4 separate regions of the Mus musculus genome follow, and all the other regions are linked to region 4. A link is a loop called in an ENCODE intact Hi-C map of the cell type or tissue named here. Cell type or tissue: heart. All regions are shown on one strand. Each heading gives the region's core, and the rest is flanking DNA. Links, peaks and the distances in the headings are about the cores only. Region 1 holds the start of Dnajc2 (DnaJ heat shock protein family (Hsp40) member C2). Region 2 holds the start of Phtf2 (putative homeodomain transcription factor 2). Region 3 holds the start of Napepld (N-acyl phosphatidylethanolamine phospholipase D). Region 4 holds the start of Fbxl13 (F-box and leucine-rich repeat protein 13).

The links. Peaks named below come from ENCODE experiments on the same cell type or tissue, not always from the same donor. Only the 100,000 strongest peaks of a DNase experiment are listed, where the experiment ranks them.
Region 1: a loop joins it to region 4, with 3 times the contacts of the local background. A loop is called at or near these places in 2 of 42 quality-filtered maps.
Region 2: a loop joins it to region 4, with 11 times the contacts of the local background. A loop is called at or near these places in 3 of 42 quality-filtered maps.
Region 3: it touches region 4 in a loop (7-fold over the local background); 13 of 42 quality-filtered maps call a loop at or near these places.

What each region holds. Positions count from the first base shown.
Region 1 is chr5:21,780,932-21,787,836 of GRCm38, forward strand. It overlaps Dnajc2 (DnaJ heat shock protein family (Hsp40) member C2), which reads right to left and starts at 4,234. Exons shown (of 17, transcript NM_009584.4): 1 at 4,058-4,234; 2 at 2,116-2,306; 3 at 390-465. The coding sequence starts at 4,121. Psmc2 (proteasome (prosome, macropain) 26S subunit, ATPase 2) reads left to right here and starts at 5,816. Exons shown (of 12, transcript NM_001368661.1): 1 at 5,816-5,953. The coding sequence starts at 5,884. In heart, for the core only: no CTCF peak of the experiment used is centred there; DNase peaks (open chromatin) are centred at 4,280 and 5,810; H3K4me3 peaks cover 3,744 bases; H3K27ac peaks cover 3,120 bases.
Region 2 is chr5:20,878,010-20,885,258 of GRCm38, forward strand. Phtf2 (putative homeodomain transcription factor 2) reads right to left here and starts at 4,115. Exons shown (of 18, transcript NM_172992.3): 1 at 3,947-4,115. It overlaps Tmem60 (transmembrane protein 60), which reads left to right and starts at 4,444. Exons shown (of 2, transcript NM_177601.3): 1 at 4,444-4,646. In heart, for the core only: a CTCF peak has its summit at 3,457; a DNase peak (open chromatin) is centred at 4,352; H3K4me3 peaks cover 4,076 bases; H3K27ac peaks cover 2,856 bases.
Region 3 is chr5:21,697,154-21,704,402 of GRCm38, forward strand. It overlaps Napepld (N-acyl phosphatidylethanolamine phospholipase D), which reads right to left and starts at 4,243. Exons shown (of 5, transcript NM_178728.6): 1 at 4,052-4,243. In heart, for the core only: no CTCF peak of the experiment used is centred there; DNase peaks (open chromatin) are centred at 4,318 and 4,648; H3K4me3 peaks cover 2,008 bases; H3K27ac peaks cover 1,763 bases.
Region 4 is chr5:21,641,532-21,648,780 of GRCm38, forward strand. It overlaps Fbxl13 (F-box and leucine-rich repeat protein 13), which reads right to left and starts at 4,074. Exons shown (of 21, transcript NM_001199632.1): 1 at 3,931-4,074. The coding sequence starts at 4,005. It overlaps Armc10 (armadillo repeat containing 10), which reads left to right and starts at 4,475. Exons shown (of 6, transcript NM_026034.5): 1 at 4,475-4,704; 2 at 7,089-7,237. The coding sequence starts at 4,572. In heart, for the core only: a CTCF peak has its summit at 3,700 (motif pointing left); DNase peaks (open chromatin) are centred at 4,070 and 4,420; H3K4me3 peaks cover 2,308 bases; H3K27ac peaks cover 1,079 bases.

The DNA of each region.
Region 1 (6,905 bases), core at 1,906-6,905, 140 kb after region 4:
GGTGATCATACCTAACCGTCTACAATCCCAGCACTTGGAAGGCGGACATGGATCTAAGGTCTGAACAGCAAGACCCTGTTTCTCTCTTACCTGGAAGAAATCCTCAGAGCAGAGGACTAGGCATGAAGCTCAGTGGCAGGCAGAGCTGGCCAGGACTCAAGGCCTCAGGTTTGATTCCCAGCACCATCCAAACCCAAAACAAACGAAACCCGTTTCCTTGATGGGCAATGATTCTTACAGGGTTTCTGATCTCTTCCTGCAGGACTTGAACTCTGAGAACACTCAAGGTCCCCCTAATCCCTTCCCTTTCTAAGATGGGGTCTCATGAACTTCAGGGTGCTGCACCCCCGAGTTTGGAGTTATACCTCCCATACTAAGTAAGTACTTACGAGCTGCTTTGATCTGTCTCTGTGTAGCTGTGTATCTGACGTGGCCAAGTCCAAGAACCGCATAATGATCTTGATTCTGATAAACACACAAAAGGGAGTTAAATCTGAACAGAGTACATCCAACCCTCATGTTTTAATATCATTAAAATTTTTCCAAAGCGAGGCTTCAGGCTGGAGCCACAGAGCACCTGCTTAGCATGAAATGAGCCCGAGTTCCATCTCTAGCAGCACAAGCAAGCAAGCAAACGGAAGTGCAGCATCCGTAGCAGAATCCAGAGCTTCTGTACAGAATGGCTCTGTGTAAATGAGTAGGCGAGTGGTGATGCAGCATGCCTTAAGTCCCAGCACTTGGGAGGCAGAGGCCCAAATATTTCTATGAGTTCAAGGCTAGTCTTGTCTACAGATCCAAGTTCCAGGACAGCTAGGGCTACACCAAGAAACCCCATATCAAAAGAACAAAACAAAACCAAAACCAACCAACCAACCAACAAGAAAAAGAATGTAAGTCATTGTGCAGTCATGTAAGTTAGGCGCCAGTCGTGGATGACAATACAGCCTTCTTGATATTTTATGCACATGAGTCCAAAAGACTCTTAATGAGCCACAGACCAATGTCCAACCAACTATAAGACAACTTTACTAATATTTCGACCCAAAACTCCCTGCAACGTTCCTTAGTCTGCATCCTAGCCCTGGCTACCATTAGTCTACTCCTCCAACCCTGGCTACACATCTCCATCAACAGGCTCTGCCTGTGCAGAACATTACTCAGTTTCCACATTGCCAACAGAATGGTTCTTTTCAACCTTAGAGACATGTGAGCTTGTGTGTGTGTGCACGTGGAGGCCAGACCACACGCTCAAGTGTTATTCCTCATGCAGTCAAGCGTTTCCCTCCTCCAGTCAGTCTCTCACTTGCCTGGGGTCCACCTTGCATCTGGACTAGCTCATCAGTAAGCACACACAGCCGTCTCTTCCACCGCAGTGCTGGGATTACATAACGTGCTTTGCTCAGAACCTCAAGTCTTCTGATTCTTCCTGTCCCCTTTGCTCCCCTACCAAATCCCCAGACTTTCTAAACTGGGTTCTGGGGCTGAACTTACACAGTCTTACACGTACTCCAGTGACTTATCTCCCTGAGGCTAGCCTGGGAAACGCTGATGACTTAATGTCTTCAAGGATATTAATTCATTCCTAAATATAGCTTTAAAAATATAGCATAAACATCTAGACTAGGTTTTTCTGGGCCTACTTTTCCACAGCCTTGATCCCCCATGTGTGGTCAGACATTCTTCACTCCTGTGTCTCTGGTATTCTGTCTTCTACCCAGAATGCCTTTTTTCCCTTCTCTACTTCATTAACTGCCACTCCTGTTTTAAAGATCTGCTGGAGTTTGTTGTCTGCTTTTTAAAAGATAGGGCTTTATGTAGCCCAGGCTAGTCTCTAACTGCTGTGTAGTCAAGGCCTTTGAACTTCTAACTTTCCCATCTCCATTTCTCAAGTCCTCCGTTTATAGGTGCACATCACCATTCCCAGAGACATTACTTTTCGCTGTGAAGGCTTGCTTGACAGCTATGGCTGAAACAGCATACTATGGGCTTAGCAATTAAGAGCTTACTTATGACTATCATGTTGAACTGCCTTAAAATACAGGGTACTAATGGGAAACTAGGAATGCAGCCTAAGTTTGATGCTCTGAATGAGCGAAAGCTCTGCATAGCAAATACCTTCCAATCTTTGGGATCAAGTGTTTTCAGCATGGGGAATTCTTCTAACTGTAACTCTTCATCTTCTGATTCCTCTGACAACTCTTTCTTATCTTCCAGTTCCTGAAAAGATGTAGAAGCATTTCTGTTTCTCCTCTTAACAAAAGCTTCAAACCATCTTCCCACAGGTTCAACTTGACAGACTGAAGAGGCTGTGAGGGAGAACAGTAAGACTTAATTTATTGCATGGAACACATCTATTTCAAGGCCACACAGTTTCTTAGGGAGAGCAGAACAATGATGTCAGAATATAATTTTAAAACCACCAACTATAAAAATCCCAGTTGCACCCTGGGTAACAAATTATCATTGGTAACATCTTTTTATTCCAGCAGTCTCTTCCAGTTGATGTGCCACTAAGGTTGATGAGGTGAGCTCAATGCCCAGAACCCATATGAAGGTAGGAGAGACCTGACTCCATGGACTTTTCTTCTGATCTCTGCACACATGCTGTGTGGCACTCAAAAACACTTGATCAGTTATTTTTTTTAAGCATAAGAAAATAATTTCAGCAGCTAATCAATATTTTCCTGATGATGTGAGAAGGGAAGGCAAGAAACGAGTAATAGTAATAAAAAAAATGATAAAAAGCTACCAAAAAACAAAGACTGCACACTCATGCGATCTTAATTATTAACAGATTAGCTATTAAAATGGTTAATAATTCTAAGGATTCTCTAACAATAATCTGTTGAAATAGACAATTTTCCAAGCCAATGCTGAGAACTCATTACCGTTTCTATGTCTTAATAACACAGGCTGGATGTAAACCCAGAATTTCAGGGCTTTAATCTAGAACTGTAAATTTCTTGAAACAGATTGAATCATTTCAGGATGGAAACAATACCTATCTCACCCAGTTCCTAGAATATTCGAATGCAGTTTTAAAGCTTTAAACTGTTGTAGAGAAAGTAACATGGAATAAATAACTGTAGATATGTATAACAGAAATTAAAAAATGGTAATCTGTGTCAGGAAAAAAGATCATAATTTTAATTTCTTAAGAAATCAAAGGGCAATTTTCTGGTGCACAATTTGTGGGCATCATTTTCTAAGACCCTTTCTTTTTCACGTTTTAACTGGCTTATGATATTAAGATTTCCTCCACCTAACACAGGAGAGGAGTCAAACGCGAAAATGAACCGGCTGAGTAGCGGGGGCGTGGCTTTCAAAACCGTGTCTTGGAAGCCTTTCCCTCACTACAGGATTACCGCGACACACAAACGCAACACGTGCCATGGGAAACATTTAAAAATTATATTCAACAAGTGCCCACGGTAAGCGGCTATGGGAATTAATGTAGATCATTAAAATGAGAGACCCGACACTTGAAATACTTTCTGGCGTGCAGGGCTATAAACCAAAACCCCTACAGCAGGAGGCTAAGTTGTGCTTTTAACCATCCTTGGTGTACGCCAAGCTGTCCAGGAGCATTCACAGGGGGCTTCCAACGGAATGAGGAAGTTCTGAGTTCCGACAAGCAAAATACACAGCCGGGAGCAAAGGTGGAGGCGAAGGGCTGAACAGCGTTTACAAGGCTTTGTATCTCTCCCGGCACGCGGGTGCGTGCAGCGGGGTCGCTCCGCCGTGGGCAGGGGGGGTGCCTTAGGGGGCCTTTCGGGGTACAGGAGGGCTCGGTCCTCAGCTGTTCAGCCCGCTCCGTGAGTCAGCAGCCTCACCAGGATGAAGGAACCACAGGTGCACAAGGAAGACGCCCCCACCCTCCTTTCCGAGAAACCGGGGACACTTCAAATTACAGCACTGAGCAGCAGGGGCTCGTCACAGTCCCCCGAGTCCCGGAGCAGATTGCCGGGGTCAAGGCTACCGAGCCAGGGGTTGCTAGGGACAGGGCTGGGGCAGGGGCGCCCGAGGCAGGGCGGAAACTGGGTTGGTGGGCACGTACCGGAGGTCAGAGCGTGGGTGATGGCGGTGCCCTGGCCCTCCGCGGCGCTCGGCAGGAGCAGCATGCTGGTTGGGGCTGGTCCCGCGGACGCCGCGGCTCACGGCCGGCAGGCAGGGCCCTCCGCGTCCGCACTACCTGTGGTCTGAGCCTCGCGCCTAGGCTTTACGCCCCGGAGCCGGCGCATGGAGACGACCAGTGAGCACTTCCGGGATGGGGCTCGCACGGCGCGGCCGCCAACCCCACCCCCACGGCCTCGCGCCAATGCGCGCGGCCGCCTACTTCCTCTGTGACTCTAAACCGACCGGAGACCAAGGAGCTCGAAGGAACAGTTCCTAGACGCATCAGTTCCTACGTGAAAAGGATTGTTTTGGTTTTTGTTTTGTTTTTTTGTTTGTTTTTTCACGTGAGAGCAAGACGGAGGAAATAATTTTGAAAAAGAACTTCACTCACTTTTGTCACCCAGGCCGGCCTCTAACTTGTGAATATCCTGTTTAAATCTCCCAAGTGCTGAGCTACCACCAATCTCTAGGTACCTCATAAAAGTGGAATCATATAACTATATATCATTGTATTGTTATATTAATAATGTTATATATTATAACATTGTCTCTATGTGAGCGGTGTATTCACTAGTATAATGGTCACAGAATTTATTTTTTTAAGGCCAAATAATACTATATTCCCATAACCACATTTTTGTTTACCCATCTTATGTATTTGGGTACTTGGGTTATTCTTCATTTGGCCTTTGCTAATGCAGCTATAAATAGGGCTGTACACGGATCTCTTTGAAATCCTATTTCCAACTTTTTGGCATTTGATATTTAGCAGTAGGATAACTAGTTTATATAGATTTTATTTTAGTTATTTTCAGTTTTTCGCAAGCACTGCAGTATTTTACACCAACAGTGTAAACAGCATCTATTTTTTTTTTCAACATCCGGTCAAACTTTCTTTTTAAACATAATAGTGATCCATGGGTCGGTCATGGTGGCGCACAGCCTTTGTCGCAGCAGATACCTCTAAGTTCTCAGACAGCCTGATCTGTTGCTAGATAGCCAGGACCACGCAGAGCCAGTCTTAAGAAGGAGAGAGAGAAAGAGAGAGGGGAAGGAGGAGGAGAAGGAGGAGGAGGAGGAGGAGGAGGAGGAGGAGGAGGAACCATCCTAAAGAGAATGACGTGCTTTTGATTTTAACATCCTTTCATGCGTCCGTTTATTGGCATTTGTGTATCTCCTCTAGAGAAATATGTCCAAATTCTTTACCTACTTTCCTTCCCTCTATCTTTTAATCTTCCCTCCTCCTTTCCTGTCATAACAACCAGATTCCTTTCTTGTTGTGGATCTTTGTATAACCTGGATACACACTCCCTAACAGAAATGCATTATCTTTATTCAATTTGTAGATCTAGCCACCAATTAACTGCGTCCAAACTGCCAGGCATTCTACAAGGCCTGCTCTGTAGCGCCTTTCCAGTCTTGCGAGGCAAACTATTTAGAGATGAAATAAACTACCCGCCTATGTGTATTATTTACTAGTGACTAAATCACGATTTTAGGTCATCAACTGAGCTAGGGCTAATCTTGGACGTTCCTATTCGGGTATCTAAAAAAGACTGGAGTTGTGAGGGAGCGGGGTGAACACGCGTTTCCTTCCACCAGACAACCCTTCCTCCCGTCAGCCGTGCGTGCAGTCCCCAGATGTCCAGGGAACCGGCGCCCGGGCGCGGAGCTACTTCCGGTGGGGAAGAGAAAGGGAAGACACCAGCGGAAGCGGGAAAGGTGCTGTGTAATCACCGAGACGCGGAGGCACTTGCGGCTTCTAAAATGCCGGATTACCTAGGTGCGGACCAGCGGAAAACCAAAGAGGAGGAGAAGGACGACAAGCCCATCCGAGGTGAGAGGACACGGGCCGGGAGCGGCCGGCGCTGGCACCGCAGAGGCGCAGGATTCCCGCCGCCTCGGTGCCCTGCCGGCCTTAGATCCGAGCGGTGACCGCTCTGGGCCGCAGCCCCGTCTGTCTGTCTGTCTGCCTCACGTCCGCCCCCTCGAATATTTTACCAGGCGCTGAGGTTCTGTATCTCCTGAAGTCTTGCAGGTCTTCAAAAAGTGGCCAGCCAGGTGGGCTGTGAATTCTACCTCCCGGCCCTGTTCCCTCCTTCCCAGTTGTAGCAGCTTGGCTACAGATTGTCACTGTGTAGCGACAATCCTGAAACACGATGGTACAAGAGAGATAGAAGAGATAAACTCTCATCTTGACCCCATGATTCCAGCCACGAAGTGAATTGCCATTTTACTCTTTTTTTTCTAGATATTTTTAACAAGACTCGAGTGTGTCTGTCATAATGTGTCTTGCTGTATATCAGCATCTTGAATTTAGAGATTTCGTGATAGCAAGTGCTGTTCCCTCCATGTGCTTATTGTCCTATGTTGTGGTAGTACAATAACATTTAATTATTGGTGGAGATTTCGATTGTTAACAGTTCACAAATGACCGTGTTATAGAACCTATCACATGGAAGTTACAGGCTAAATTCTAGAAGCAGGGGTATCATTATTGCCAAATGACTCCCACAGAGACTAGGCTTGTTGACATTTTTTTTCACTCATGTATGATATGTAGTCAAAATTTGGATGTAATCTTCATCCCCACACCTTTTTTAGTTTTTTCCCCCACTCCCCTCTTTTTTGCTCTTGTTTTGTTTTGTTTGTTTTGTTTTGTTTTTTACCATTTTTAGCTTTATCTTCATACTTAGTTTTAAATTTCTTTTACCTTAAGAACTATTTTTCAATGTTGCTGTGTCTCGCTCTTCCCTTTCTTAACAACTTCAACTCTCCTAGCACCTATC
Region 2 (7,249 bases), core at 1,230-6,229, 760 kb before region 4:
ACAGCCAGGGCTATACAGAGAGACCCTGTCTCGAAAAAAAACAAAAAACAAAAACAAAAAACAAACAAACAAAAAAGATTCCTATATAAAGGAGGCAAAATAGAGTGCAAAGGCTTCTGCCAGTGTTTTGTTGTCTTCATATACAGCTTAGAAAGAAAAAGCTCAATGAAATGGTGACTAATCAGACATGTTTAAAAATGTACTGAATAGGCACTTGGAAAATAAGTGAAGGGTAACTATTAGGTAAAAATATAACAGACAGACTGCTTCTCTAAGTGTATGTCATAGTTTAAGTGAGAACGGCCCCCACGGGCTCACTTATTTTAGGCCCTCCAGTTAGCAACTGTTAGAGAAGAAAGAGTTAGGAGAGATGGCCTTGTTGTAGGAGTTACGTCACTTGGGGGTAAAAGCCCATTTATTTCCAGTTTTTCTCTTTCTTTCTGCTTTAATGCTCGTGGATCAACTTGTAAGTTCTCAGCTACTATTTCAGGACCCTCCAGCTGCCTGATGCCAGCCTCCCCAGACCATGATGGTCACAGACTCTTCACCTATAGAACCATAAGCCCCAAATTAAATACGTTTTATAAGTTGCTTTTGGTCGTGGTGTTTTGTCACAGTAACAAAAAAAAAAAAAAAATAACTAAAATGATTATTTGGCAATTTCTGATTTTCAAAATCGGATATACTCACTCTGCCGAGACACAATCTATGCAAATCAGCATTTATTGTTGATATACAAGGACTTATATATAATGCTACAATTCCCATTCTCTCAAGCTAGACTCATGGTGTGAGACTGTCTTCTCCTGTATGGAGTATCTTCCTTCCTTCTCTATTTATGGAAACTACTTAAGTCTCCAATGCTCAAGAAAGCTCCTCCCAGAGGCCCCTGGTCCTGTGAAGGCTCTATGCCCCAGTGGAGGGGAATGCCAGGGCCAGGAAGCCAGAGTGGGTGGGTTGGTGAGCGGGGGGAAGTGAAGGGGGTAGGAGGAGGGTATTTTCAGAGGGGAAACCAGGAAAGGGGTAACATTTGAAATGTAAATAAAGAAAATATCTAATAATAATAAAAAAAAGAAACCTCCTCCCTGGACCTCCCAACCATTCTCTTAAAAAATAAAAGATACATGTTCTTCCTTCTTTGTTCAGTGCTTATCATTTTATTTAGTACTTAATATTCACTTACAAGTACTATCCTCTCTGTTCAACAAATAAGGAAACTGATGTGGTATCATGCTCACAGTAAAAAAGATCAACAGGTATTCAAACTCTAGTGACTATCTTGTTTTGGTTTGGTTTTCTTTCTTTCTCTCTCTCTCTCTCTCTCTTTCTTTCTCTCTCTTTCTTTCTCTCTCTCTCTCTTTCTTTCTGTTTTAAGTTTACATTGATGGTTTGCCTGCATGTATGTCTGGGTGAGGAGGATGTTGGATCTCCTGGAACTGGAGTTACAGTTATGAGCAGCCATGTGAGTGCTGGGAACTGAACCCAGGTCTTCTGGAAGAGCAGCCAGTGTTACTTTTATGCGCACTGATGTTTTGCCCGCATGTGTATTTGAACCTTGGTCCTTTGGAAGAGCAGCCAGTGCTCTTAACCAATGAGCCATCTCCCCAACCCCTTTGGTTTGGTTTTTGTCGTTATTGCTTTAAAACAGGTCTCATTATGTACACTTGGCTGTCCTAGAATCCAGACATCTCCCTGTCTCTGGCTCTCAAAACCTAGATAGAATTAAAGGCACATGCTACCACACGTGACCCAAGTACCTATCCTTTAAACTCTCCATAAAGTCAGCCAGATTCCACACAGTCACAACACAGTAAGGTGCTATCCTTTGTTTAAGTATCGCTCCTCTTAAACCGCTGACTCCTGCCTGGCAGTCCTGGGCGGTGGTGGCGCATGCCCTTAATCCCAGCACTTGGGAGGCAGAGGCAGACATATTTCTGAGTTCGAGGCCAGCCAGGTCTACAAAGTGAGTGCCAGGACAACCAGGGCTACACAGAGAAACCCTGTCTCGAAAACCAAAAAAAAAAAAAAAAAAAAAAAAAACAAACCCGCTGACTCCTAAGAAGAGTGACAGTGATTGACTTCGTCCCTACATCTTTAACAACACTCAAAATTGCGTTTACACAGTGATCTGAAAGTGTTTCAAGAGAAAGAGCTTGGACTCAGCTTATCACCCCGCAACACTGTTGTCTATTAGTCTCTTTCTACCAAGTCTACTCCCATTTAACTGTAGTCCAAAAGCATACTTGAAATGTAGTCCTTGTAATTAAATTGGTTACAAGTGAATCTATCAACTTATTACCATTAAAATCTCGAACCATTAGTTAACTAAATCTTAGTTGTAATAATAGAGAATAGTAATTACTCATTGGATTATGTGACATAATATAATATATAAATAATCCAACTAATTTATGATCTTCATTTTTTTCAACATACTAACATAAATTCTCTTAGTGACGATATATGCATTACATATTCCCTACAATTATACATAAACTGAACAAGCCAAAAAGGTTTCCACTTAAAAACTGTTCAGGTCATCTTTATTTTTAGCATCAACTCTCCAGTGCCAATTTGACCTTTAAAATATTTAACTCTTGCAAGCTTGGCTATGCAAGACTGCCCACACAGTTAGATGCACTTGAAATAAATACATTTTTATGATCTACTACAATATACTAAAACTCAGAATCCTCGCCACCCAACATTAGATAGTTCTGATACTATCTAATGCATTCAACTGCTTCCCTGTGCAGGAGGCAGACTACTTCCAAAGAGGGAAAAACTTAAGAAATTTCCTGGAACCACCTTGTTTTCTGGTTCCAGACATGGCTCAGTCTACCCGGACCTCCTGATTTCTTTCCTCTGGGGTCTAGAGTCTGAATCATAAAACTCACAGAAACACCCGTTTCTTTCCCTTTTAATCTATAGCCTGTACACCAAACCTAAGTTAGGACTTGAGCTAAAGTGCACGTGGAAGTCCAGTGTTAGGAAAAACGATTTACAAAAGTACCTAGCAAATTCATAATCACTTAAAATCAAAGACTCGGAAAAAGAAAAAAGGCAAGAAACGCTTAAAAATGTTTGATGAAAGCAATAAAAAATTACTAAAGTATTACACGTAAAGTAACATCAAAGTAAGCAACGTCTACCACTGACAAAACAATTGTAAATTGCATACCTAATTTACATACACCCAAGTATGTAAAACCCACAAGGAAGATTAATTGCTCCACATTGTACTTTCCCAGTAGCACATGTTAATACAGTCCCCAGGTGTTCTCCGGACAAAAATAAAATGGTTAACAAAATGATTCCTGAAGTTTAACAAGGCAGTGATGAGTTAGAAAGCACAATACCAGAACAATACTAGAACGCTGGCTGTCAACACGAGGCGGAAACAAGGTGAAGCATGCCTATGGACCACTGCATTGTTTGCAGACCTGAAATGCCCTGCCAAGGCCCACGCGCGAGACTCGGGTAGCCGCCCCTCCGCGGTCGCTGTAGGAGCCGCAACTCCCGTGCGCCGGAGCTGCGGGAGCAGCAGCTGCCCTTCCGCGCGGGCAGTGCCTGCACGCAGGGCGACCGCTCCGCGAGCCCGCGCGCGCCTCGGGCCGCTAGAGGACCTCGCGTGGGCCCCGGCCCGGCCACCCGCCGCCCCCACACGCCCTCTGGGGACCGCGCGACCCCAAGCCAGAGGAGCGCAGGGGCGCGCGCGCCCACACCGCGCCGAGCTCCGGCCCGCAGCCGCCGCGCCCCGGCGAAGGGAGGGGGCCGCGGCCGAGCGGGGCCCGCAGGTGCCCGTGGCAGGGGGCGCCACGGCGACCACGAAGCCCGCGCCCCCATCCCGCCCGCCGCTCCGCCGCCCGGTCCGCACAGCCCTGGGATCCTGTCAGAGTGCGGCGACCTCCACATGGCCCGCCGAGCATGGAGCTGTGGCGCCTACCGTAGCCGCCGGCGCCGCGCCGCTGGGAAGCGGCTAGGAGACGCGCAGAGTCGCGAAGGCTAGTGCCGCCGCTGGAGCCCAAAGAGCTACAGCCCCGCCGCCGGCGGCGCGCTGCCTCCACCCTCGCGCCGCTCGCGCCGCCCGCACCGCGCTCCGCCTCCCGGGACGCCCCGCCTCCTCCGCGGCTCCTCGCATGACCACGGAGTCTGCGCCGCAGCCCGCAGGTTACGGGACCGGGCGAGAGGGGTGGGAGGGTCCCGGCGAGCGAGGGCGGGCCCGACGGCGGGCGTGATCGGAAAACTGACTTTTCTACCAACCTATAGGACTAAGGGGCGGGCCCAGGGGGCGCGGTCATTGCCTCCCTTTTTTATCGCTCTAAAACGGAGGGCAGTCAGTTACTGGCGGCCAAATGAACCAATAAACAAGAAAAACGGGCCCGTGAGCGCCGAACGCCGTTCGCTCTGCTCTCCGGGATAGGCCAAGGGCGGCGGGAACAGCCCCGGATGTGGGCGGAACCTTGAGGTGCGGAGGGCCTCAGCTGCGGCTGTTTGGAGAGGCGGAACTATGTCTTCTCCTTAATTATCATGTGAGGGCCTAAGAATTTAATGGGGGGAAAAGTGTGGAAGAGGATTAGGATCCAAACTGGCGGATTTCCCGACCTTCGCTGCCCTCTCGGCTCTCCGGCCAGCCGCTCTACCAGGTGAGTCGGGAGCTCGGCCCTTGTCCTGTCCGTGCTGCCTCCGGGTGACCTCACCCCTTCATGCTGCGTGCGGGCGCGTTTGCACGACGGCTATGGGATGCGTCTTGCAAAAAACGCATTAAATTCCAGCATGAGTTTGGGAGAGTCCAGATATTCCCGCGAAACCACCATGGGCATTTCCAAACCAAAGACCAGGATAGTTTAGCAGGATCCTCACGTTCCAGGGCAGATGAGCCCTAAAGTCAACCAAGTTGTAAGCAGCGAGGCCACTTATTTTGAGAAGGAAATTGTGAGCTGGTTAAACAGAGCTGTCTTCGGGTAAGGAGAGTTCATTTATAAGTATTAAGAGTAGCGGGAGAAGGGAAATGGAATGGTATGGGAAGGACCTTGGATGAGTCTACTACGCACAACTAATTACTAGATGCAGGTGTGTATTTCCATGTGTGGGGAAAGAAACTCTGAAGGTTTCAACAATGGATCCGGAATCATACGGGCAAAAAAAAACAAAAACAAAAAAACACCTTCTGTGTACAGATATAACCACCTTAAGTGAGAAATATCTATTGAGCAAATCTTAGCCTTGGACCAACACATAGAGAGAAAATGGTGGTAAAAACCAAATAAATTCTATTAAAACAGTATGTCTTTGTAAAATTGGAACCTTGTATTACCACTGTAGTTCAGCGTATGTAATCCTTAAACGTCAGTTAAATGTCAGGAAGGTCATCTCCATTGTTGAGAATACTTTTCTACAACCGAGTTTTGTTTCCACCCACAATTATAAACTTGTAACCGCAATAAGCTTAGGCCCTGGCCTCCTTTCACCTCTTGTCCTAAAATGCCTATAGTCATTGCACTCGACTTGGCACTTGTTCCTGAAGGGGGTGGGGATGGGGGAGAAAAAAGTTTGTATTATCCTGTACCATATAGAAAAGTTGTGTTTAAGGATATTAATAATCACAAAACTTTGTTAAAGGTTCTTTAAATTGACCAAATCAGAGGTTAGGACTGAGCAAACATAATTCACAGGATTAAAAACACACAGTTAATTAAGCAGTCTGCCCACATCTCCACCTCTGCTTCCAAACTTAATCTCATTCCATTATATTCTATTTTTTGTAAAAGACTGGTACAGAAAATTGCCTTCCGTGACTTAACCTAATGTGAGCAGTTCCTTATACCCCTGTGCCTTTAAGTCCTAGCAGAGTCAAGTCAGGTAGCTCTTTAGATAGAGTTCAAGGCCAGGCTGGTCTATGTAAGCAAAGTTCTAGGCTGGCCAGGCTATGTAGGCAGAGCTCTGTCTGCCAAATCCCTGCAGTCCAAAGCATTTGCAAACTAAACAAACTGCTAATAGTTGAGAGTGAGAAGGTGCTAGGACATCAGCATCCAACTGCTAAAGTTCAACAGGTGTGTGTTTACCAAGATTAGCATCCTCGAGATGTGCAGACTTTAGCAATAGATTGACCACAGCTCTTCTTGTCTGTCCCTGCTTCTCCTGCATCACTCTCACCTTTTGTTTACCTCTCCCCCTGGTGACCTTTCCCTTCTCTCCTGTGTGCCTGTCTTCACTCTGTCTTTTGCCAGTGGCTTTGTCATGGAGATTACTTTCCTACTTAGTTGTTCTTGGGATGGTAAGAGCAGGTAAATGCTGCACTTGCCACCCAGGCCCATGGCCTGAGCTCAGTCCCCAGGACCTGGGTGGTGGAAGGAGAGAAGGAAATTTTCCTACTTGTGCCTCTCACACTCTCATGACCACGTGATCAGAGGAATAAAATGTTACTCAGCTTTTGCCATTTCCTTGCCCTCTGTTGAGTAAGCTGCCTTACTCCACTGCATGTAGTTTGCCTTCTGATTCCCATTGTATCTGCCCTTCCACTTAAAGGTCGCAAGGCTTCGATTAAAAAAAAATCTTGAAATGTAAATCCATACATGAAGATTAGATACATCTTTATACCTTAAGCTAAGGTATAAGTTAATGAATTCCCAACTGAAAGTAGAAGTTCTTAAGAATTATCTTAGTGATACTAGCATTGAAAAAAAAATAAGAGAAATTAAAAATATTCTGGCAGTGAGAGGTACTGGGTACTGGGCTTTCCAAGCATAAGGATGCATTCTAGAGTAACAGAGCTAAGGTTCTGGGTAATGGAAAGATTGCTTGTTGGCTAAAAATGCTTGCTACTCTATCAGAGGACCTGAGTCAAGTCCCAGTACCTACATAAGGCGATTAGGACTGCCTGTAACTCTAGTACCAGGCGATACCAACCAGGGGTGCCAGGTAATCTTCACATTCAGAAGGAATCTTAGCACTGAACATTTTTTTTCTGGGCTCATGTGGCACACACATGTAGACATACACATAAAAAGTTTTTTTTAAAAGAAATCTATTTTAAAATAAAAGAGAACAGTGATATAAAAGTTAGCCCCTGTCATTGGATCTTTAAACACTGGGTAATAACAAAATCCCAAGTTTTTTAGTGGTCTGCTCTAGCAAGGAAATACTTAAAAATACAAGAAACAAGGATTATGTGCAAGTATAGTTATCAGTCCTGTGTGGATTATTTAGCCAGTGACACCTCTTCAGTCTTGCTGTTTATAAAAACTAT
Region 3 (7,249 bases), core at 1,260-6,259, 55 kb after region 4:
TGTGTGACCTCCTTACAGACCAAGCAAGCCAGGCCACAGAGTCATAGGATGTTCCCAGGATCTGGATCTGGCCAGAGGAGTCTAGACTGTCTATTAGCCATGCACTCCCCTTAATTATCGTTGGATAATTAAGATCGCATCTCACCTAAAAATCCTTAGCAGAGCACACAGAGACATGGTCCGCACCGGGAAGAGAAATGGCATGCTCTATCTCAAGTTCAGGACTTTGTTTAGTTTAAATTAAAAAAAAAAAAATATGAAGTCCAGAAACTGCTGAATTGTCTATTAGTGACTTTAACTCCAGGAGAAGAGAGGGTGAGCTTGGCTCTTTAACTACAGTAGAAGGAAGGGTGAGCTCGGCCCTTCAATGAGTTCTCTAAGCAAGCTAAAAAACACACACACACACACACACACACACACACAAAAACCCCACACATTTAAAACGGGAACAATTATCTCTGTAGACTGAGCAAGGGGTTTCAAACACAGAAAATAACTTCCAAAACAAATGACTGTGGTCATCTAATAGCTGTAGGCCAAGGGTCTGATAAAGCAAGACAAACAAGTGAGCGGTTTAAAGGATCGCTGATGTCCTAACTTCATTCTTCTAACTGAGGAGGATTAGAAAATCACATGAGTATATCAGACATTTCCTATTTGGTCATTAGTTAGTGTCCCTTGGTATGGAAAGTTCCAACTATATATACACACAGAGCTCTCTCTTTAAGAGTAACGGGGTTGGTTGTTCAGCGTGCCAGGCAGAAGCCATGCTAGCTTCTGCCCTTTGCTTTTTCTCAGACAGTTTTGCTACATATCCCAAACTGGCCTGGAACCCTCTATGCAGCCCAGACCAGCCTCCTACTCACAATCCCTCACCTGTCTCTTTCACCGACATGCTGGAATTATGAGCATGCGTTCCCACACTCAGTACTATGAATTGTTTTTCAGTCAGGCTTTTGATTTATGCTGATCCATCTAAATCTAGTCCCATGACTCCACAGCCAATGATAATGGCTATCCCCAACTTTTTATCCAGTTTAAAGGTACAGTATATACTGCATTGGCAACCTATACTGTGTGATCTTGGCTTGCCTGCTTCATCTGTATAACATGAATCAGAGTTATTGCCTTAAAGTACCCAATGGCTAAAATCTCCCAGGTTCATGAATTCTTGTCTTTAATCCATGGAGTAGTATTAATAAAGTCAGGTACTTTAGATCAGCAAGATCAACTAAAAATAAACATCCAAAAATATCTTGAAAAAAAAAAGTGTAGCCAGGCGTGGTGGCGCACGCCTTTAATCCCAGCACTCAGGAGGCAGAGGCAGGCAGATTTCTGAGTTCAAGGCCAGCCTGGTCTACAAAGTGAGTTCCAGGACAGCCAGGGCTATACAGAGAAACCCTGTCTTGAAAAACCGAAAAACAAAACAAAACAAAAAAAGTGTAAGTTATAATACATCATTTAAGGTTAGTTGGCAGTAGAATGAGTATAACTATGTATGGACTGCTCCTGGAGCTAGCCAAGAACATACATAGCATGGTGTAAAAGTCAATTAGTTAAATAAAAACAGAATAAATGGTTACTAGGTTCAAAAGATGGGTCAAGTAAAGCAGTAAGTTATAGACATGTAGAATTCTTCAGGAATGTAGTCGTTAGAACGACGATTGCGGGCTGGTGAGATAGCTCGGCGGGTAAGAGCACTGACTGCTCTTCCGAAGGTCCTGAGTTCAAATCCCAGCAACCACATTGTGGCTCACAACCATCCGTAATGAGATCTGACGCCTTCTTCTGGTGTGTCTGAAGACAGCTACAGTGTACTTACATACAATAATAAATAAAATCTTTGGGCTGAAGTAGGCGGAGGTCCTGAGTTCAATTCCCAACAACCACATGATGGCTCACAGCCATCTGTACAGCATACAATGTATGCATATACATAAAATAAATAAATAATAAATCTTTAAAAAAAAAAAGACGATTGCTTCAACCTTGCAGTGGAAATCACTGGAACTGATTTTCATGCCAATGTTATACATGCCTAATAGTACTTCAATTAAACCACTTTTACTTGTATTTATTTTAATCTATAGTACCTACATAGACAGGGCGCTCCATGCAGCCACATTCTTACTCATATAGAATGAAAAGGAATGGGAGACCCCACTCTAGCTACAGCTATGCACCACTAAGAGAAACACACGCATACATGCACACACAAATACACATACGCACTCGTGCACACAGAAAACAAACTAAAGTGAAAATATAAACTAAATTTCCACAAAAATCCCTTTGGCTTTCTAAATACCTAAAAGAATATAAGACTTCTTTCAAACAAATAGGTAGGAGTGACTCAAAGAACTAAAGTATAACCAAAACCTTTTCCAATAAAACATCCCTGACCTTATGACAGAACCCTTACGTTAAAATGTCTTTAAACAGTCCCACTGAACAAACATTAGAAAACAGTTTTGCATAGGAGGCAACAAAATGAACCAGCCAGTACCCCTAGACCTCCCAGGGACTAAACCACCAACCAAAGAGATCAAATGGAGGGACCCATGACTCCAGCCACATATGCAGCAGAGGATGGCCTAGTTGGTCATCAATGGGAAGAGAGACTCTTGGTCCTGTGAAGGTTCTATGCTCCAGTGTAGGGGAATGTCAGGGCCAGGAAGCGGGAGTGGGTGGGTTGGGGAGCACGGGGAGGAGGGAGGAGATAGGGGGTTTTTGGAGGGGAAACCTGGAAAGGGGATAACATTTGAAATGTAAATAAATATCTAATAAAAATAAAAAATAAAAAATCATCAGTTTTGGAATCAGAATCTGTCTGATCGAGTTTGGAATTGTGGGTGGAAAAGGAAACATGATAAATACACTAGAGATGTTTGTCTCTTGGACACTTGCTATATAATTCGTGAAGGGATGAAGCCTGTAAAAATATTAACAAAATAAAATCTTTGAAAATTATGACTGTATTTCCAATTGACTTACACCCATTTCAAACCCTCGATTCCTCTTAGATTCTGATTTTAAATGCACATTTTTGCCCTAAATCTTTAACAGAGCTAACATTTCCTTACAACAAAAATCAAACTATTTTTTTTAATTAGACTGTTGTAAGATACAAGTAATCACCCTTTTAAAGATTATGTAACTTCTTTCTAAATCATGTTGTTACCACTAACTTCTACCCAATGTGACAAAACAGAACTGTTATACGTCCATCTGTTAATAAAGATGAAAATTATTTCTTAATTTAAGAGAAGTGTGTTGCAAAAGTGGCTTTCTGACTTCATGCTAAGCCAAAACCACCCATGCAAGTCACAGCATAACAACGTATAAACAGCCTACAGTAAGGGCAAAGCAAGAATCCCAGACTTTTTTTTTTTTATGTTGTTGACTTTTCTCAATCCCTTAATGTTTTCTGGGTCTGACTGTTAGTACACATTATCCAGGTTCCACTGGAGACCTTGAACGCATATTCACAACAACCGGGTTCATACCGCGCTCCTTGGGAAGAGGAGTCCATATGAACCGCCATCAAGAATAGCCGATCTAATGAGCAAACACAGTACAAAAGAAAGAAAAGGAAAAAGAAAAGAAAGAAAAAGGTCTATTGCCATCCTTCTCTAATCCCGCCTCGTACTTTTATTCATTCTGTGGTTAAATAAGTTACTCTTACTTTAAGAAAAACGGCAATAATGCTTTGGGGATGGATTTTTTTAGGACATAAATACTACACCGAAGCTGAAATAAGTTGCTCTGAGCAAGTTGTGGACCCCATTCATTTACATACAACCAAATGAAGATACACCCACTTGTATTCCTATCGTGGAGCTGTAACCAGGGAGTCTGCAGCAGGAAGGGTAGATCTTAAATCCCAAATACAGCTACTTCCCTCTGGGCGCCTAAAAACGCGGTGGCTCTTCACGTAAGCGGATCCAGAGATGCAAGCTCCGCAACTCCAGAGGTGCGGTAATTCAAAAGAAGCCTGCCACTCACAAGTGCATCTCCAGGAGGAGGCAGGGCTTGGGTGCTAGAAACCTACTCGAAACCCGCTGCACTTCACCGAGGTATCCGAACAGCCCCAGAAAGGCTGTTCCACGCAGATATCGAGACTAAGGAGCAAACCAACGAAAAGGAACCGCGGTCGCCGAACCGCCTCCCGCGAAGATCCAGGCTAACAGCAGGGAGGCTCACCCGCAGGCGCTCAGGTTCCCGGGAAGGCGGCGCGCTGTATGTGGGCGGGGCCATGCCGGTGGGCGGCGCTGGAAGGCGGGGGGCGGAGTTGGTTAGAGGGCGGGATGAAGCGAGGCTGCTGGACGGAGCGGAAGCTCGAGGGGCGGAGCCATCTTGCGAGGGTGGAGCGAAGGGGCGGGCTCACCTTGCGCGGAGCGCAGGCAGGCGCGCGCTGCGTCGCGTCTCCTCGCCTGAGGGCCTCGGCTCTGCGGGCCCAGCCGCTCTACGCCCTCCTCCCGCGTCTCTCCTCCCTCGGCCCGGCCACCCCAGCTCCGCTGAGGACACCAACAGCTGCACGCAGCGCCTCAGCACGCGCCGCCTCCCCATCTTTGGTGGCGGTCGTCTCTGACCATGCGGTCCCAGGCTGCAGCCGGGTCATACCGGGAGCCACCCCCTGCCTGGCCTTTACCAAGATGGCTGCCCCGGAGGACAGAGGCGCAGAGGCCTCGAGGCCATCTTGGTAAAGTCCGCGCAGCGAGCAGAACTGATACCGCAAAGCTCTCTGACCAGTTTGGCTCCCAGCCTTCCAGGTCACGTGAGCTCATTCCTTGACAGTTGCTAAACCCAGAAGAATCTGGTTGCCCAATGTGCCTGTCGTGGCCCACTATGTACAACAGCACTGACAGTCTTGACTAAAGAGCTCGGTTACAGACACTGATTATATATAGTGAGTACTGAGTATAAATGGCTCCACTACCTTGTGTACTCAGTTACATTTTAAATTATGTCAGCCTTCGGCATATAATGTTCTAAATGTCTGGCTTTTTGAAATCTCAGGATAAGATCAAAACATAAAATTACAATTCTGAAATTCTTAACTGGTTGAAATTATTTCAAGAGATAACTTGCAAAGTCATACAGAATTCAATGGTAAATAGATAGGCTGACAGTTTAAATACTCTTGAAGGTCTTTGTGAGATATATTCATAGACCAGAACTAAATAGATTGTGTCTGAGATTGTGTTAGCAAAAAGAAAAGAAAGACCAGGCATTAGTACAGATACGCTAGGAATATGCAAACCAAACTATAATGCATTTAGAAAGTGACTATAGCTATCTAATACTGCAGGACACTATCGATGTATACTTGATTTCCTCAGGGTAGTTTGCAGTTGTAACTGATTGTTTTCCTTTTGCTAGTTTTAAGTGTAAAACTAGCAAAAGTTTAAAGTTTATTCCTGATAGCTCTTTTGCGCCTGGGTGGGGCTGAATAATTCTCGACATGCATTAGCAAATTTTAAAAAAGAAGGGAAGACACACTTCAAATTCAACCCCAAAGGACAGACTGCTATTACTGCTTCGATTCCTAGCATCCTTGCTAGGGAACTTTAAACATGTCATTTCTTGCCCTTATTCCATCAGTCACTGTGAACACATTTTATATACACAAAAAATGGGTCTGCATTGTCATGCTGTTTGGATAAATTTCTGATACAATAATGCTTAAATCATTTGACTCTTCTAAGAAGAAATATTCTGGGTTTCACAACCACAATAGCATTTTCATACAAAAGTAAAAGGTTTAGTTTGACATGCCGCCATGTTCACAGAGTAGTTACCTCAGCACAAGATATGAGTCTATGAGTCAGAAAATGAAAATGGAGTGCCTCTTAGCATGGTGGAGAGAGGAGTCCTCAGGGAGCTAGTGTTTTAGATAAGCAAGGCCAGTGTGTGTCGGGAAGGATCACAGTATGCAGTAAGGTTTGTTTTCCCAACCCAGCAAACACTACAGAAGTTTCAGAACTATGGAAGAATTCGTTGTTTTCCCTAGAGAAACCAAAGGAAGCAAATCAGTACAACAAATTCTATCCTGCAGAGCAAACCCTCTCCAGTTTGTTCTCCTTCACTTAGGACAGAATGAACATTGCACCCTAAGCGTTTTACTCATGGTTTAATTTTAGACTCTGACCTGCTGAACTGAGTGAGTTTTATTTGCCTTTCCTATTTATGTCTCTCTTAGGAAGTGGAACACTCAGAACGTAAGGCTAACTCTTCGTTTTCTGAATTGCTCATTTTTAATAAAGATGAGTAAATTTACACAAGTCCCTAAAAGTAGCTAATGACCAATGTAATTTTTTTTCCTGAAGGCCAACACTAGAGAATTATTTCTAGAAGACTTTAATATCAGATCTGTATTTATGGAGCTACCAACTCAAAGATTTCCTAACTATTAAAAAATATAGGCAAGGGAAAAAAGAAATCTCAAAGTTGAGTGGGAAAGAGTTGCAGAATGGGGGAAGTGAATTTATTAAAAATATGTTGTATGAAATTCTCAAAGAATTAATAGAAAATTGTTTAAAATATGTAAAACACATGTATACTGCCAAGAGATGACAGGAAGATACTTAGACAACTAAATTCTAATCACTTTTTAAAATTAACTATCTTTGACGTGAGAAAATCTCCCTTCTACCTCCCAAGTACTTAGTCCCAATCCGCCACTGTAGTTGTACTGTTCTGTTCATCTAAAACAACGGGGGTAATTGATAAAGGAGGGGAGGGTGCTGATAACAGTGGCTAGTTGTTCTGTTTTGGACCATTAGTCAGCAACTATTGGCAAAAGCCCATAGTTTCCATTTGTTTCAAGGTTTTTTAAAGAACAGTTTCAACTCTCATAGAAATGCTGCTGCTTTTTATGGTGAAAAAGGAAAAAAAAAAAAAAAAGCACATGAAAATTCACTATCCTAATCACCTGAAATGCACAGTTCAAAAGTGTTGGGGATAGCAAGGGGACTCACCAGGCAAAGGTGCTTGCCATGCAAGCCTGCCAACATAATTCAGCCCCTGAAAGGCAAGAACCAATGACACAGTTCTCCACAAATACACTATGGCACACATGCCCATACACATATCATGCACACATCCAGTAATAATTATTTTTAAAGCATTGTTGAATGGCATTTACTGTGAGCACATACAGACTAGAATATAGCTTTCTTCCCTGCCAAGATCAGACTAGACCAAACTGTGTGGGTCTATCTGTTTCTCCATAAACAGCCATTAAGGA
Region 4 (7,249 bases), core at 1,504-6,503:
GCCTGCATTCTGAGAGATGACTATACTGAATCAGAAGTAAGCATCAGTACTTATGTTTCCCATAATTCCTTGTGGGTACAGCCTTTTGGTGTTGCCATTACATATTTCTTTAGTCTGGAGTTTCTAAAACACATAGTTCTTGAACCATAAAATGATTTACATAGAGTAAACATTTCTTGCCCAGTTTTCTAAGTATCCAACCATTTACTTCATATATTTAAAATATAAAACAAACATGTAAAAATATCTAACTCTGAATTGAGGAGATAGCTCACTGGGTAAAGCACTTACCTCACAAACTTGAAGACCTGAGTTTGAATCCCCAGGACCCACATAATGCCAGGTTCAAGAGCACACACCTATAATCCCAGCAGCCCTGGGTTGGGGGATTAGAGACAGGAGGCTCCCTGAAACTCAAGGACTAACCAGTCTGGCATCAAAGAACAAAGAGACCCTCATACACATGAAACACATACCTCCAAAAATATTTTAAAATACTTAGTTCCAAGATCTTTTGAAAAGATGCTACAACTTTTTATGTTCATATCTTTTATGTAGGCAATATTCTTAGACGGCAAGAACATCTTATTAGATTCTAGTGATGGGGAAGGCTAGCTCGATGTAAGTGCAATCACATGATCTGAGAAAGAGACAGAGAAAGAGTATTTCCTGACAGAATAATATTACTTTTTTATTTTTATGCTTTTAACATTTATTTATTTGTAGATTGACAAACTCATTTATTTACTGTGTGTGCATGTGTGGAAGTCAGAGAACAACTTTCAGGAGAGTGACTTACTAAGGAGCCAGTCTTGATCACCGGCCTCTACGTGGGTGGACGCATCCTACATAGAGTAAGACACTGGAGAGTGGTCAAAATTCCATGGGAGGAAGACTCTTCCTCAGCGAACTGACAAAGCTCAGCTCTCATTCCCAGCTCTGGGTCTAAAATGAAGACTGGGTCCAGGCAGAGGATAGTCTGCCACTAGTAGAAAGAAAACCAGCCAGCTTTTGTGATCACTTGCTCAGTAACAAATATGTTTGGGTCTAGGGTGTTCATGAAGGAAGCTGGGAGCCAGCTGGCACAACTCTAAGAGAGATTCACAGGAAAAGGGGAGGACTCCTGCAGCACAGCAGAGCAGCAGCCAGCTTCATCCGCCTGGATCGAGCTCAGCTCTTCCCTCTAGAGTGAGGAAAGGGAGGACTTTCTCTGCTGAAGAATGCATTGTGGAGAATGTCTACTGTTCTCTTTTACTTGATAGCCAACAAAAAAAAATCACTCAGTGTGTAGAGGTAATTACTGGAAGAAAAGAAACAACAGACAACAGACCCAAAAATTATCCAGATGTTGAAGGAACCTGTGTTTCTTCTTGTTTTTGTTTTATTCAGGCTTACCAAGTGTCTTGAACTCAACATGTGGCCCAGCCTGGCCTCAAAGCAAGCCTCTTGTCCTAGCTCCCCAAGAACTGGGATTATAGACATGTGTGACCAGCTTTCCAGAGAGTGATTTTTACAAAACAATCATTAACATGTTTGAAAACAGGAGATTATAGCAAAATAGATGAAAAAGTATCTTTATAATTTTAATAAGTGGAATGCATTAAAAGGAATCAATGGGCATTCCAAGACTGAAAAATACATTATCTACAATTAAGATTTCACTTATTGTATTCAACAGATGGGATGAGATGTAACAAAAAGCAGAATTAGTAAAGTTAGCAATCCACTAAATAAGTCAATGAAAAATATCCAAAATATCATCCAGAAGACAAAAAAGAGGTAGCTGGACAAAAGCTAAAACAGAGGACAAGGGTAGAATTTTATTATATTCATGATTGGATTCCTATAATAGAAAAGAATTGGGTAAAAATAACAATAGATTTAAGTAATTGGTTCCAAAACCAATGAAAATTAAATATCAATCAGCAGATTCAATAAGCTTAGTAGATCAGGCAAGTGTTGTGGTTTTGGTTTGGTTTGGTTTGGTGTTGAGGTTTTATTTTGCTTATTTTTTGGTTGTGTTTTTTATTTTTGAGTCTTACCATCCCTATGCCTGGGCTCAAGCAAGCTTCAGCCTCAGTCTCCCTGGCAAGTAAGAGTTTACAAACCATTACAAACCACTGGCATGGGTAGGCTTTGGTTTGGGTTTTTCCTTTATCAGAGTGTACACAGGTTTGTAGGGAAACAGTGTTGTGGATGGACAACTAGGTTTACTTAGAACACACAGGCAATGTTCAGAAGAGGTCAAACATGCATAGATAACTGCAACAAGTACAAAGTACAGAGAGACCTGGCAGAATAGAAGTCACCTTAATGGTCTGAGGGAAAGTGAATGAGTGTGCCCAAAACCTGTCTTGCCCCTGCTGTTAATGTGTGAGCAGAGGTGACTGAAGGGATCATCTGGATAAAATCACGGGGAAAAGCCATCCTAAAAGGAAGTGTTGTGCCCAATTGCCCTGGAGGTTGAATGGCACTCTTCTCTCTCCCTTAGAACTCCCTCATTCGCCCCATTTCAGAACTCCCGCTGTATCACCACATAACATACACCGCGTAACATAACATACAGATAAATGGGAGTCACCAGTGATTTCTCAGCTCCCTGCCCCCAGGAGTACAAAACCTGGTTTTCAATACCATACTGTCCTCCCGAGGCAGGGCAGAATGAGGGGACTGGAGGGGACTGGAGGGGACTGGAGGCGGAGGTAGAGGAGGAAACCCTGCTCCTTCAGAACTGATCTACTTTCACTGCTCAGAAAGGACTTTAAGTCTGCGGGTAAGAACCTAATGGACTTCAACTGTGCTCACTTGAGGCTGGGTGCTGTATCTCCAGACACTTCAACCAAGGATGTCGAGGCCAGTAATTAGGCTCTGCTTACATAAGGTCAAAATGACACATTATCTTGAATTCCTGGCCTCCCCACTCCCAGAACTAAATGAAGCTGTTCATAAATGCACTATATGTTAGTTACTGAGAGAAAAAGAAACTTCGGTTTTTAATCTAACTTTGTTACAGACTATACTCTTTGGGTGATGTTAATAAAAGGGGAATGTTTATCCTTCTGGGACTCTGGGGTGGTACCCAAGGAGGGTTTTCCCTTCTCCTCTGATAGGGGGAAGGGGGTAGTGGGGGAGGGGCTTGTAAGGGACTGGGAGGGGAGGAGAGGGGTGGGCTGCAATCGGGAAGTAAGTGAATAAAGAAATTAAGAAAGAAAAAGAAAAGGGGTAGTAGTTTCTTGGCAACATTTAGAAATGTAACCTTGAAAGTCACAAGAAAAAATACTGATGTCAGCATTGTGAAGACAACACTTAAGGTCGACTCTCCCTTCAGAAGCCCGCAATTGTCTGACCAGGTGTGTTCTACTCTCTCTACTGGAGCACCTTTGTTCCTGCGTTTAATGAAGCCAGCTTTGCTTCATACAAGTTGGCCCCGAAATTCATTTCTTTGTTGAAACCAAGACCTCAGGTTTTGCTTGGTGGCGATCTCTAAAAAGGTGTGTTGTGAAGCTGTGTGTAGAGGCAGGTGACTCTTCTTCCCTCCTGCTAACAACGAGGCGGGGCGAAGCCTACACCCAGAACCCCTCAAGTCTTTTGTCTTCAAGTGGCTCACCACTCACTTCTTGCTCAAGACGCTCTTCCATAATAGAATTTAGTAGTTGACACTTGGAGATTCCAACCCAGGCCCTGTGCTCTTTGCGCCCCCTGCAGATTGTCACTTTCCCCCGTCCCCTTCCTTTGTCATCCCCACCTGGGCTTGGTTTTAGCCACCGGCACCCTTCGGTCTTCTCTAACCTACCCTTCTCTCTCTAGTTACCCTAAATTGACTTCAAGCTTCCCCATCCTGCTCCTTCTTAGCTCCAGTTCCGGGAATCTCCTTGCCTCTCCCAGTTTTTCCCCGCGCCCACTGTGTGAGAGGCTATGTGGCTGCAGTACCTCACAGATTTGAGGAATGTACTTGTCCCTGAAGTAGCTCCTTAGCCTGGGGGTGGCACTGCGTAGTGAAGCCATGGTCAGAAGCAGGACTCAGAATGCGTTTCATAGGTTACTGCTGTTCACGTTGAGGAGGAGAGACGCGCCGGAGCGTTGCCTAGCAACCACAAAGGAGGTGCCAAATAGTCCAAGCCTTTCGCGAGATGAAGAAAGAACCTAGCAGGGAGGGGGCGGGGCAACTGGGGCGGGGCGGGGCGATTGCAGAGGGGCGGGGCAGAGAGGGGCGGGGCGAGTGCAGAGAGGCGGGGCAGAGCGGGGAGGGGCGGGGCAGGACAGTACAGGCCGGGGCCGGGTAAAATGAGAGGGCTGGACGGGAGAGTGAGTGTTGGGGCGGAGCTAGGGTCTGTGTTCAACGCGCCGCAGTCCCGGTCTTGGTCCAGGAAAAAGCTGCTTGCACTAGGGGCATCCCGCCTGCCTGGTGAAAGGAACCGCAGCACACAGGGTGGGAGGGCTTCCGATTTTAGCAGGGCGGCTTCCGGAAGGCGGAGCTCCAACCCCATTTCCTTTCTCTGGGCTGGTTCTGGCCCAGCTGCACCTGCGTGTGGCCCTGGCTCCTCGGCTCCCTGCAGCTCCGAGGCAGCAGCATGGGTGGCGCGCGGGACGTGGGCTGGGTGGCAGCAGGGCTGGTCCTGGGCGCCGGCGCCTGCTACTGTATCTACCGGCTGACTCGGGGACCGCGGCGAGGCGGTCGCCGACTGCGCCCTTCGCGATCCGCAGGTGAGGCGATGGGCTGCCCGGCAGGTGGACTGGTTCGGGGCTCCGGACCCACCTCAGGCCAGGCTGGGTTGGAGGTGCCCTAGACACCCGCGACTGCATGGGGAGAAAGGCTGGAGGTAGACAGACGACTCTGGAAGCCCAGGTTGCCTTGGGTGGGTCCTGAGCCGCTTCCCTGCTCCCACTTCTTTGTTTAAAATAAGAGCTGAAAACATTGCCCGAAGTGTCCTGTTACTTCCCTTCGGCTTCACAGCCAAGAGCTGAGGTTTCTCCGAGCCAAGTAGATTGCCTCTCATTTTAAAGTTTTACCTGAGCTTTTGTGTTGTTATCAAAGAGATGCCCCTTACTGTGAGAAGGTTCTCAGGGGCCTCAAGCCTGGGTTGAAACTTTGCTCGTGCTATGTGAAGAATGGATCCCTGAGATGCAATTCTGCCAGCACTTTGTGGCACCTGTCCTGGGAAGTACCTTTAAGTCATCCGTAGCGTCCCTGCAACCGGGGTGTGTGTGTTGGGAATAAGAACCACAACCAACAGGAGACACACCCTTCTAAAAGGATGGCTTAAGTCGTGAAAACTGTTGGAAAAACTATTTGAAATAAAACCTGCCAACCAATACCTGCTTGCCTCAAAGGTAGAGAAATATATTTGTTTTTAAACTGAGGTTGGTGGGAGCTAATTGCCCTTCCCTAGAACAAAAATAAGGCACCTTTAAAGGCAGGTAGAAAACACATCTTTGGGTTGTACAACTAGCATTTACTTTTCAAAATTTGCACTTACTAGAAGGGACCAGGAACAACCATGGATTTATATTCCAGCCTTCCATTTCCTCCAGGAAATGCTGTAAGAAAGGGGAGTGCACAGAACCTTCCCCTTTGGTCACAGAGGAAAGCAGTTTTTGAAAATGAGCATTTGCCCTTACAAAGCCTGATTTGTAGGGTGCTTGTTTGTGTGTGGGTTTTTTGTGGTTTTGTTTGTTTTTTCTCTCTGTCAAATATTTCTATACAAGAATACTTTGGTGGGTTTTTGTTGTTGTTGTTGTTGGTGGTGGTGGTGGTCTTTTGTTTTGCTTTTTTAAGGCAGAAGATCTGATGTGTCCCTGGCCTGGAACTCACTGCATAGCAGAAAATTTGAACTTCTGATTCTCCTGTCTCCATCTCCGGGGTTGCTGGGTCTGACAGCATCCACCACTACACTTTGGTACTGAAAAGAAAACCAGGGTCAGACAGCTTTAAAAATCGATTGCCCACAGCCCCTTCCCAACGTTCTACCCTTGCATTTGAGAGAAATCTATTTCTTCTTCTCCTTAAACTGTTGAGAAGTGTGTAATTCCTCCTGTGAAGTTTGTTGGTCCAGGAGAGGAAGGTGTTGCCTAGCTCTAATCCCAGCCCGAGTCCACTGAGGTAGGATGATCACGAAATAGTGCCAGTCTAGGCTAACCTGCCTCCAAAAACAAGTGTATTCCCCAAACAAAGACTCTCTGAGGCCATTGAAAAAGATGGAAACAGTATCAAATAACTCAACTTGATGTAAGACCCTGACTTATATAATATAAACTCATTCAATCATTACTAATGAAAATCTATCAGGGAAATAAGATACAGAGCCCAGATGGACACATATGGAGAATTGATAGAATTATATGTTGTTTATTGTATTAATATATTTTTTAAAACTACATGCTATTGTATAAAAGTTATTAAAATAGTATTTCTGACAACTTGTAACAGTAAGAATAGAAGGAATGGGGCTGGAGAGATGACTCAGAGGTTAAGAGCACTGACTGCTCTTCCAGAGGTCCTGAGTTCAAATCCCAGCCACCACATGGTGGCTCATAACCATCTGTAATGGGATCCGTTGCCCTCTTGTGGTGTGTCTGAAGGCAGTGTACTCGTGTGTGTGTGTGTGTGTGTGTGTGTGTGTGTGTCCCCACTGGGAGGGGGACATCTAAAGTGCTTAAAACAATGAACAATGCCAGGCAGCCATCTACAGAGCCTCTGACATTTGACTTAATATTTCTTTTCTTTATTCTTTCAGACTCTGGCCAAAAGAAAAGTGTAAGCAGGCGTTCCCACACACTGCACCTCCCTGGTCCTCAGTAGCGCCTCCCCTCCCACGGGCCAGCCTCCATGGCTGACACCACTTGCATTTTTAAAGCCATGACCTTCCTTCTTCCTCTTCTCCCATCTCCCTCTTCCTAGCAGATGCCAAGATTTGTAGCTTGCCTGTCCTGTGGTTTTTCTCTTAACACATGAAAATTGTCCATGACCTTTAAAAAGCCAAACAACTGTGCCCAGTATCAGAGTATATGTTTGAACATTTCACACATTAACAATAAAACACATTACTGGTGAGTTTCAATGAATTCTAAATGGCTTCCTTCTTATGCAGAAGACCTAACCGATGGCTCCTATGACGATATCTTAAATGCAGAGCAGCTTAAGAAACTTCTGTATCTGCTGGAGTCAACCGACGATCCTGTCATTACTGAAAAGGCCTTGGTCACCTTGGGAAATAATGCAGCCTTCTCCACTAACCAGGTAAGCCTCCTC